Linked DNA regions of Homo sapiens: region 2 is linked to region 1. A link is a contact called in ENCODE Hi-C data. All regions are on one chromosome and are shown on one strand. Each heading gives the region's core, a stretch centred on a gene start or an enhancer-like site at or near the end of the contact. The rest is flanking DNA. Distances are from core to core; before and after follow the strand shown.

What was found. Hi-C counts contacts between places; a loop is a spot of excess contacts on that map. Pooled maps may share reads with other maps.
Region 2: a loop to region 1 is called in a pooled map, with 2.4 times the contacts of the local background. The contact joins two enhancer-like sites. A Hi-C loop is called at or near these places in 2 of 37 single-sample maps with no recorded cell type and 1 of 50 pooled maps.

What each region holds. Positions count from the first base shown.
Region 1 is chr18:31,267,404-31,271,959 of GRCh38, forward strand. No RefSeq gene overlaps it. Among named protein-coding and RNA genes, the nearest start is that of DSG1, 48 kb to the right of the region's middle. RefSeq lists an enhancer at 798-917. Within about 2 kb of position 1,788, at least 2 of the 41 ENCODE cell types and tissues checked have a DNase peak (open chromatin) inside an H3K27ac peak, as active enhancers do.
Region 2 is chr18:31,632,419-31,636,974 of GRCh38, forward strand. The region is part of intron 5 of B4GALT6 (beta-1,4-galactosyltransferase 6); the gene reads right to left. Among named protein-coding and RNA genes, the nearest start is that of TTR, 43 kb to the left of the region's middle. RefSeq lists an enhancer at 1,069-1,308. Within about 2 kb of position 2,038, at least 3 of the 41 ENCODE cell types and tissues checked have a DNase peak (open chromatin) inside an H3K27ac peak, as active enhancers do.

The DNA.
Region 1 (4,556 bases), core at 538-3,037:
TTGAAATGTGAGGAAAATAATGATAACAAATGCTATGACTATGATTTTTGAAACTAAGAGTGGGCCCATAAATTGGGAAATAAATCTTAATTTAAACATTGGGTTTTAAAGTACTTACTCAATTCACTTCACAGTTACTTTGAAATAAAACCCCACAAACTTTTCTTATCTGACAATAAAATATAGTTTGATGATTTACTTTTGAAACTGTAATGCACTACACAGGTGGTTGTGGCTGTTATCATTATTTTTAAAAGCCAAGTTTCCACATCTGTACTTTGTGATCAGGGACTCTAATAGCAAGAAATAGTTGTATCATTGGTCAACAGAGTTATTTTGAACCTAGGTATTTTCCTTCAAAATGAGATGTGCTTTCCCCCGTCATAATAATTTTGATTCCATCACTTCTTTGTTATTCCATCTCTAAAAATGAAGATAAACATCTAAATTCTACAGTGTTTGGTCAATAACCTCCCTATTTAGATTTTAGTGCCCATTCATCATTATGCATATACCAAATTAGATTGCTGTAGAAGCAAATGTTTCTCAGAAAAATAATGAAACCCTTTATTTCATAGGTTCAGAGACATGTTGCTTCTTTGTAAATGGTAACTTGCCAGCCAGCTAACCCACGGTTAAGCAAAGATAAACTCCCTGGAAGGCAACAGATGTAATCTCAGCATTATTTTTTCTTCAGAGTTTTCCCAACCAGAATTTTTGTCTCTATTCCTGTTGCATTTTCATGTTTTCTTTCTTTCCATTTCTTTCTTTCTCTTTCCCATACTCTTCTGCATATGATTATTTTCTTCCTTTTTTTTTTCTTTCTTTTTTTCACCTCTGTCCTTCTCTCTGCAGTTTCTGATGCTGTGAACCTAGTGAATATTAAGGGACTTTCCTGGGGTATTTCCCAGAGGTTGAAGAAAAGCACCAGGACTGTGAAGTCACAGAAGCAGCCACAACACAGACTCTGGGAGGATGGGAAATGGCTAAAGTCATGATTTAGCCAGATGTTACAGAGTACAGGAAAAATAGAAAGTGAAGACCGGAAAAGTTCTATGCACTTTACTGAAATTGAAAACCCAAAATTCTCAACATGTTCATCCAATAAATTTTTTATATATATTTGGGATAAGTAAATTAAAATTGTATAAAAGATTTGTCTTAAATTCCTCAGCTAATATAGACAAAGTAGTACGACTGCACAAGCATTATCATAGATTCAGATGCGGGTATGGAGAGAGAAGAACTGGTCTGCTTTATTATATATTTTGCCAAATAGAGCTTATGGAAGAGAAGATATAAGAAAAATAATGAGGAACCTGTTTTAAACTGGATATGGGATAACTTCAGCATAAGTGATAGAATAGAAGAGAGAAAAGTAAAAAAAGGAGAAAACAGGCATGACTGACTAGTATGGGAATGTGAAAGAAATAAGAAAGAAATAAAAGTAGAAATGCAAAAAGCAATGGAAGGGTTCATATAAGTGATCAATAATTGCATCAGAATAAAATTAAGGGATATGGCCAATGGGGAAAAAGGATAATCAGGAGATTATCTGATTATAAAAGATAATGTTTGGAATAAGAGAGAGAGAGCAAAGGAAAGAGAGACAGAGAGAGAGAGATGATCAAGAGACCTGGGGAAAAAAATCTTGTTGACTGAAGTAGTAAGGTGGAAATAAATTTGGAAAGTAACATGGAGGAAGAAGCAGTAAAATGTTGTCATGAATAAAAGGAGAGCTGGTCTGAGATCATCTGCCAAGTGGAGGAGATGTGGACACCTGAGACAAAGGAAATATCAGTGACTACTGAGCGAGGAGTTGGAGCTTTGCCATAAACCAAGTAAAGTGAAAACACTAGTTCTTGCCAGCAAGCTGACTTTCACATGAAAGGGCAACAAACACATAATTTAATTATCATTGAAAGCAAAAATGACACCAACTGTGTTTTAAACTCTTCCTCATCTCATGGGATGTGATAATAAGTGAATCATGACAGCATCAAGCTCATTTCTGGTGCTTCACTAAAGTAACACAGTAAAAACATTAGCAGTCAAGAATTTGTGTAATTATTCAGTATCATCTTCCTGGAAAATTTTAGATACTTTGCAATTGAGATGCATTTACATGTTTCCTGATTCCTTCTTCAAAATAAAGGTCCATATGCAGTTTTTTGCCAAAACGAACAGAGAACGGAGAGGCAAAGCAGAACTACCCCAAGCTAACCTCCTTTGCCCATGGGTAGAACAGGCTTGTCACACCGAAAGTGAAAAACTCCCCATTAGAATATTGACTCTCCTCTGTAAACATCCAGTACAAGGAAATAAGAATACATGGATGCAAAGTAAACTCTTAGTTTCTACAATTGGTAGATAAAAGCTGGTGTTAATTTTTCTTTAAGCAGCCCAGGGTGCTTGACCTCCTTGAATCTACCTATGGTGTCGGAGGAATTCGTTGACATAAAGGTCCCCCAGCTCAGCAAGAGATAAGCCAGGGAAACATTGGAGTTTATGGCCGGGTTCTCCTGATACTGTTAGAACACTAAACCTTAGGGAAAGGACTATTTTTTTTTCTTCAAACTTCAGGGAGGCAGGCTTAGAATTAATTGCCCTTCCAGACAGAGAAGAGAGAATGTGATGCCTCTGGACACAGCAGTGTCTTGAACTTAAGACAAGGACATTGCAGTGTATTTTTCTGGCCGCCTTCTTTTAGTCAGTTCTAAAGGGATTCAAAAAGCTCTTTATAAAAGCAAATTTAGAAGAAGCTCTGTCCAAACTCATAGAGTAAGTTTAATTACTTCTAAAATTAACATAAAATGTGGAAAAGTGCACCTGTTATAGGCATATGCCTCAATAAATTTTTACCAGGTAACTAGACCCATGTAACCAGCTCCTTAATCATGATCTAGAACATTACTAGAAGGCCAGCCATCACTAACTCTCCAAATGTCACCACTGGCATGAATACTGATAACAAAGTTTTGCCTGTTTTTGTTTTTTGGTTTTTGTTTGTTTACATTAAATAAATGAAATAATGCTATATGTTCTCCTTTGTGACATATAGCTTCTTCCACTCAATAGTATGTTAGTCTGATTCATCCACATATTTTGGGATTGTTCTGAGTTGGTTATTCTCATTGCTCTATAGTATTCCATTATATGAATGTGCTGTAATGTATTATTCAACCTATTATTGATGATGTTAAAAGAAAAACTTCGGCCAAATTAAATTTAAAGTAGTTTTATTGAACAATGAACAATTTGTGAGTCAAGCAGCCCTCAGAATCACTGCAAATTCAGGGAGACTCCAGGGATGCCTCAAGGTCAGAACAAATTCATAGACAAAAAAAAGGGAAGTGATGTACAGAAATCCAAAGTGAGGTACAGAAACAGCTGAATTGGTTACAGGTTGGCCTTTGCCTTATTTGAACACAGTTTGAACACTTGGCAGCGTTTGAGTGGTTGAAGTAAGGCTGCTGGGATTGGCCAAGACTCAGCGATTGTTACAGGCCCATACTCCTAAATTAGGTTTTCAATCTTGTCTACCTATTAAGTTAGATTACTGTTCATCCACGATGACTCAAATATAGAAGTATGGAGCCATTCTCAGGACATATTTAGTTTGCTTTAACGATGGACGTTTGAATAGTTTCTAGTTTGGGGACATTATTAATAGTCCTGCTATGGATATGCTTATATGTGTCTTTCAGTGTGTATATTATTCACTTCTGAAAGGGATAGGTGGAATTGCTAAGCCATAGGTTATGTATATGTTCCTGTGTTTTACTAGATAGTGCCAAATAATTTTCCAAAGTATTTCTATCAATTTATATTTTAATTGTAATGTACGAGAGCTCCAACTGCTCTACATTTTTAATAACTCTTGACATTTTCCATCTTTTTATTTTAGTTTTCTAATGGGTGACCATATGGCTTTAGAGCTGTACTGTAGGAATAGTTGAAGAGTCTCAGACCAAATCCTGAAAATTCCAGTTGTAAATGATATATTTGGGTCTCACATCCTACTCGGGTATGTGATTTTGGTGATTGAAAATAAATTGATTTCTAAAAAAACCTACCTAGCAAACAACTTTACTCATCAACAAAAACTGTGAAAAGCAGTTGTGGGGCCAATTCTTCAATTCATTACATCCAACAAACCTCCAGTTTCAAGGATTATATTTTTTCTAGTAATTTCATTTTTCTTCCGAATAGTTTTACTTTTAACCAGTCTAGTTATCTACTCTTTTATAGGTTTATCCAAAATGCTTTAGTTTTTTCAAAGCCATAAAGGAATCTTTAGAAAACTTGTTATACATGAAAATGTTGTTCATTAAGTTATTACTATATGCTATTAATCATGATAATTATCAGGGATCCAAAGATGAATAAAATAGAGTCCATTTTTCAGTGATTTACAAACTAAGGAGTAGATAATAATAGCTAACATTCTTTAAGTGTTTACTATGTATATTTTACATGTATTATCTCATTTAATACTTACAACAAATATACTAGTAGGTTCTACTATTGTCCCCTATTATAGATGAGGAAACTGA
Region 2 (4,556 bases), core at 788-3,287, 370 kb after region 1:
ATACTCAAAGGCTTATAAAAGAAATAAGAAGTTCCATATCTAATCCATCTCCATCCAAGAGCAATACATTTCAACTCTTCCCATTTATTCCGGTATTTATCTACATATTTTGAGGAAATGAGAGTTCTGATATTTCTTGCTTCTTTCACTTTAAGACACTGTCTCTTGACTTCTTATCATGGTAGTGGAGGAGTTAAACCACCACACCTCCTGCCCCTACCTCTATTCTCCCAATATAGTTTTATCATAATTTTTGGTTAAATCAAGACTTTACATTATTAGGACTATGTAAATATTTAATATTTCTTCAGTGCTGAGTGAACTGTTTTCTTTTGCAAACTGGGAATAACTACAGTTTTCTATATAACTATTATATTATTACTTTGTACTGAAGGCCCAAGAAATATGCCCTACACCTATTAATAATTGATGTAATCATTCAAACACATCAAATCATCTATCAATTCTTTCTCCATCTCTCAAGCCCAACTCTCCCTTGCCCTCTCCAGACCATGTGTGCATATCACCTGGGTCGTCTTCATTCCCTAAATCACCTACGCCTTTTCCTTGGCTTTCTCAATTTCCTGAGGCACATTCTTCAAGAGCTTGCTAAGTAAAGACCCATGGAGAATACACTTTTAGCCAATTAAGGACTGAAAATGCCATTAGTCTACTCTCACATTTGTCAATTTGGCTGGGTAAAAAATTCCAGGAAAAAAAAATTTCCCAGTATTGCTGAGAATGTTCATAGGTTTCTGATTCATAATCATTGGTCATTTTTCCTAGAATTCCCAGTATCCCTCATCCTTTGCCTATGAAAGCCCTGAGATCCTGGCAGGAAGAGACACAAGCAGGTGGACGTCGAGAGGAACACACCAGCGATAAAGTTGCTCCTCTACTTAAGAACCTCCAGAAGGCAGTGGGGGGTTTTAAGCGGAGGAGAGACTTACATTAGGTCAGCATACATTAATATAAAACTACCACCTATCACATACATTTAAATGTGAAATATGAGGTAACAATACCAAAAGTGGTACAAGCTGGCATGGAGAACTGGTCTTCAAGTGTTATCAGACCTTCTTTCGGTTTCTAAAACATCACTTTATCCAGTGTCATCTGAAGGTTTTATGTAGAAGAGTGACTTAATCTACCTAACACAGGATAATCCAAGCCCTCACCCTGCACTTCCTTATTTGCTTCTCTGATTTCCTCCCCAGAATGTTCCTCAGCCGGCTGCTCTGGCAACATCGACCTCTTTGCTCAAACACACCAAGTATTCTCCTGCCTTCTCCAGAGTGCACAGCCTCTACAACAGCATGGCGTGCTCCTTTACATCATTCCAGGATGCTCTGATCTCACCTCCCCAGAGAGGCCTTCCCCAAATGCTCTGCAGAAAAGAGCACCACTACCTGCCCTTACCACTCTCTACCCTGAGTGCCATGGAGACACTGCAGAATGATTTACTACTGCCGGTCCTTCTGGGCCAGCAAAAGAAGGGGACTTGTCTGGTTTGTTCACTGCCACATCCCTTTTGTTGAATAAATGAAACCGGGCTGCAGGGACCTGATAAAGTGACAGGCTGGCCTTTTCTTTTGGAGACCTTCAAATATCAGATCTGGACTCTTTTTCCTGGAGATAATTCATTTCTCTAGCGAAGACACCACTATGCCCTGCCACAGCTGGAGGGGTGGGGAGATTCACACCTGGCTGTTGGCTTCAAAAGGCCAGACGGGGAAAGGCCTGGGGTCCCTAGGGTCAGCATGCAGATTTACTCAACCCCCCGGTTTTATGCCCTACCACACAGGTGCGTCAGCACTCTCAGCAGCTTCCTGCTACACTTTTTCCACAGGATAAACTGGAAAAAGTTTCTACAAGATACAACAGAGTAATGACCTGGCAGTACAAGTAAAGATGAGCAACTGGGAATGTGGCTGTTTTGTAGTCAAACTTTTAAACAATCTCCTTACTTTAGTGCAGTGCTTCAGCCTACCTTCTGTGACAGCACTGAGACAGAGGTGTGTCCAGCAAATTGACTCTAGTCTTGTCACATCACCCTCTACAAGCATGTGGGTTTGCACATCCTCTGTTCTGCTAGGCATCAGCACTCCATCTGCTTCCTGACTTAACCGAAACGTGTGAAAATCTCTCACCCACGACTTTCTGTCCTTGAGGTTTAATAACTTTTCAAAAGTTTTCTTCTTTCACTCTCATTTTAGGAGTTTGGAAAGAAGCAGTGAACCCATGTCCATCCTCTATATTTAACTAGAATTCCTGAGCTGCTCTTCAACTGCTTAGCACTCCCTGGGTACCTGTCTAGCAGAAAAATTACTTTTCTATTTCAAATATGGTGAAGATGTTTCTAGCTCAAAATCTCACTCTATCAAATACACAGTCCTGAATTAATATTGATCAAGCCTGAGATTAAGACTTAAAAGGTTTGAAAATAAAAACGCAGACCTTAGTTGCCTTGCAAAGATTGTTTCATCACATACACCAAATAACTGGTGCTGAATTCTCAGGACCATATGCCTTTAAAAACAGAGACAGGCTGCAGTGACTCATGCCTGTAGTCCCAGCACTTTGGGAGGCCGAGGAGGGTGGATCACAAGGTCAGGAGATCGAGACCATCCTGGCCAACCCTGTCTCTACTAAAAATACAAAAATTAGCTGGGTGTGGTGGCACATGCCTGTAATCCCAGTTACTCGGGAGGCTGAGGCACGAGAATCACTTGAACCCAGGAGGCAGAGGTTGCAGTGAGCCGAGATCACGCCACTGCACTCCAGCCTGGCGACAGAGCGAGACTCCATCACAAAACAAACAAACAAACAAAAAAAAAAAAAACCAGAGACAGCTCTCTCACCTCTCCACACATTATGGGGAATTGAAGTTTACACAAAGGAAACTAGCACTTTCCTAGATCAGTAAAACTGATCTAGAAATCTACAACTACAGCTCCATGAAAGTAGATGAGAATTTCCACTTGTTAGGTAAAACAAGTCAGATTTCACAGTACAGATTGTTACATTAAAAAGTACATAAGGCACAAAACTTAAAGAATGATTTATACACACAGAAGTATGGTATGTTATATTAAATACCAAGCATTTCCACGGAGAAAAAGCAGAGGTAAAAAGCTGAGAGTGAGAAACAAAACAAAAAACAAAACAAAACAAAAAGGCAGATTTAGAATAAAGGAACTGGAGAAACTATAACCATTTTAGGAATAAAAATTTGAGTATTTTCCAAAAATAAGCCAGGCATGATGGTGGGTGCCTGTAATTCCAGCTACTCGAGAGGCTGAGACAGGAGAATCGCTTGAACCTGGGAGGCAGAAGTTGCAGTGAGCTGAGATCGTGCTATCGCACTCCAGCCTGGGCGACAGAGGCAGACTCTGTCTCAAAAAAAAACTTTTTTGAGTATTTTCTACCAAAAGAGAGAAGATAAAAGTATCTAATAATACAAGCCAGGTAACTTTGTCTATCATTTATACTGTTACTTACCTATTCAAAACTAAGGAAATAAAGCCTAGCAGACCTTTTAGTAGAAACTGACAAGCAGAGTCAATGGAACACAGAGACCAGAAAAAGACCTGCATACATATGACGTGTATATATTAAGTGATTTTCAACAAAGATGCTAAAGCAATTCAATGGCGAAAACAGTCTTTGCAACAAGTGGTGATGAAACAACTAAACGAAACTTCACTCTTAGCTCATATCATATCTAAAGATTAACTCAATGATTAGCCTAAGTGTAAGAGCTAAAACTATTAAGTTTCTGGAAGAAAGAGAAAATCATACAGAACAATTTCTCAAATATAATACAAAAAGCCCAAGCTATAAAAACAAAAATCAATACATTGGACTTCATCAAAATTTAAAACTTTTCAAAAAACAGTCAAAAGAATAAAAAGGCAAGCCATAGACTATATTTGCAAAACTTATGTCTTACAAAAGACTTGTATTTAAAATACATAAATAATTCTTACAACTCAGTAAAAACAAAGACAACCCAATTAAAATATGAGAAAAAGATCTGAACAGAAACTTCACCATAGAAGGTATGTGGGAAGCAAATAAGTGCATGAAAAGATCATCAACATTAATCATCAGGGAAATAAGATACTACCACAGACCCACTAAATGGCTAAAATTAAAAAGACAAACCATACCAAGTGCTGGCAATGATGTAAAGCAATTGGAAAGGTCAGTATACATTAACAGAAAATTACCATCTATCACATACACTTAAATATGAGGTGACAATACCAAAAGTGATACAAGCTGCTATGGAGAACTGGTCTTTAAGTGTTATCAGATCTTTTTTAGGTTTCCAAAACATCACTCTATCCATGTTTAGAAATAATGTAGAAAATTAAATTCTTTTTTTCAATTTATTTTTATTTTTATTTTTATTTTTTGAGATACAGTCTCGCTCTGCCGCCCAGGCTGAAGCGCAGTGGCGCAATCTTGGCTCACTGCAACCTCCATCTCCCAGGTTCAAGCACTTCCCTGCCTCAGCTTCCCAAGTAGCTGGGATTACAGGTGCCTGCCAC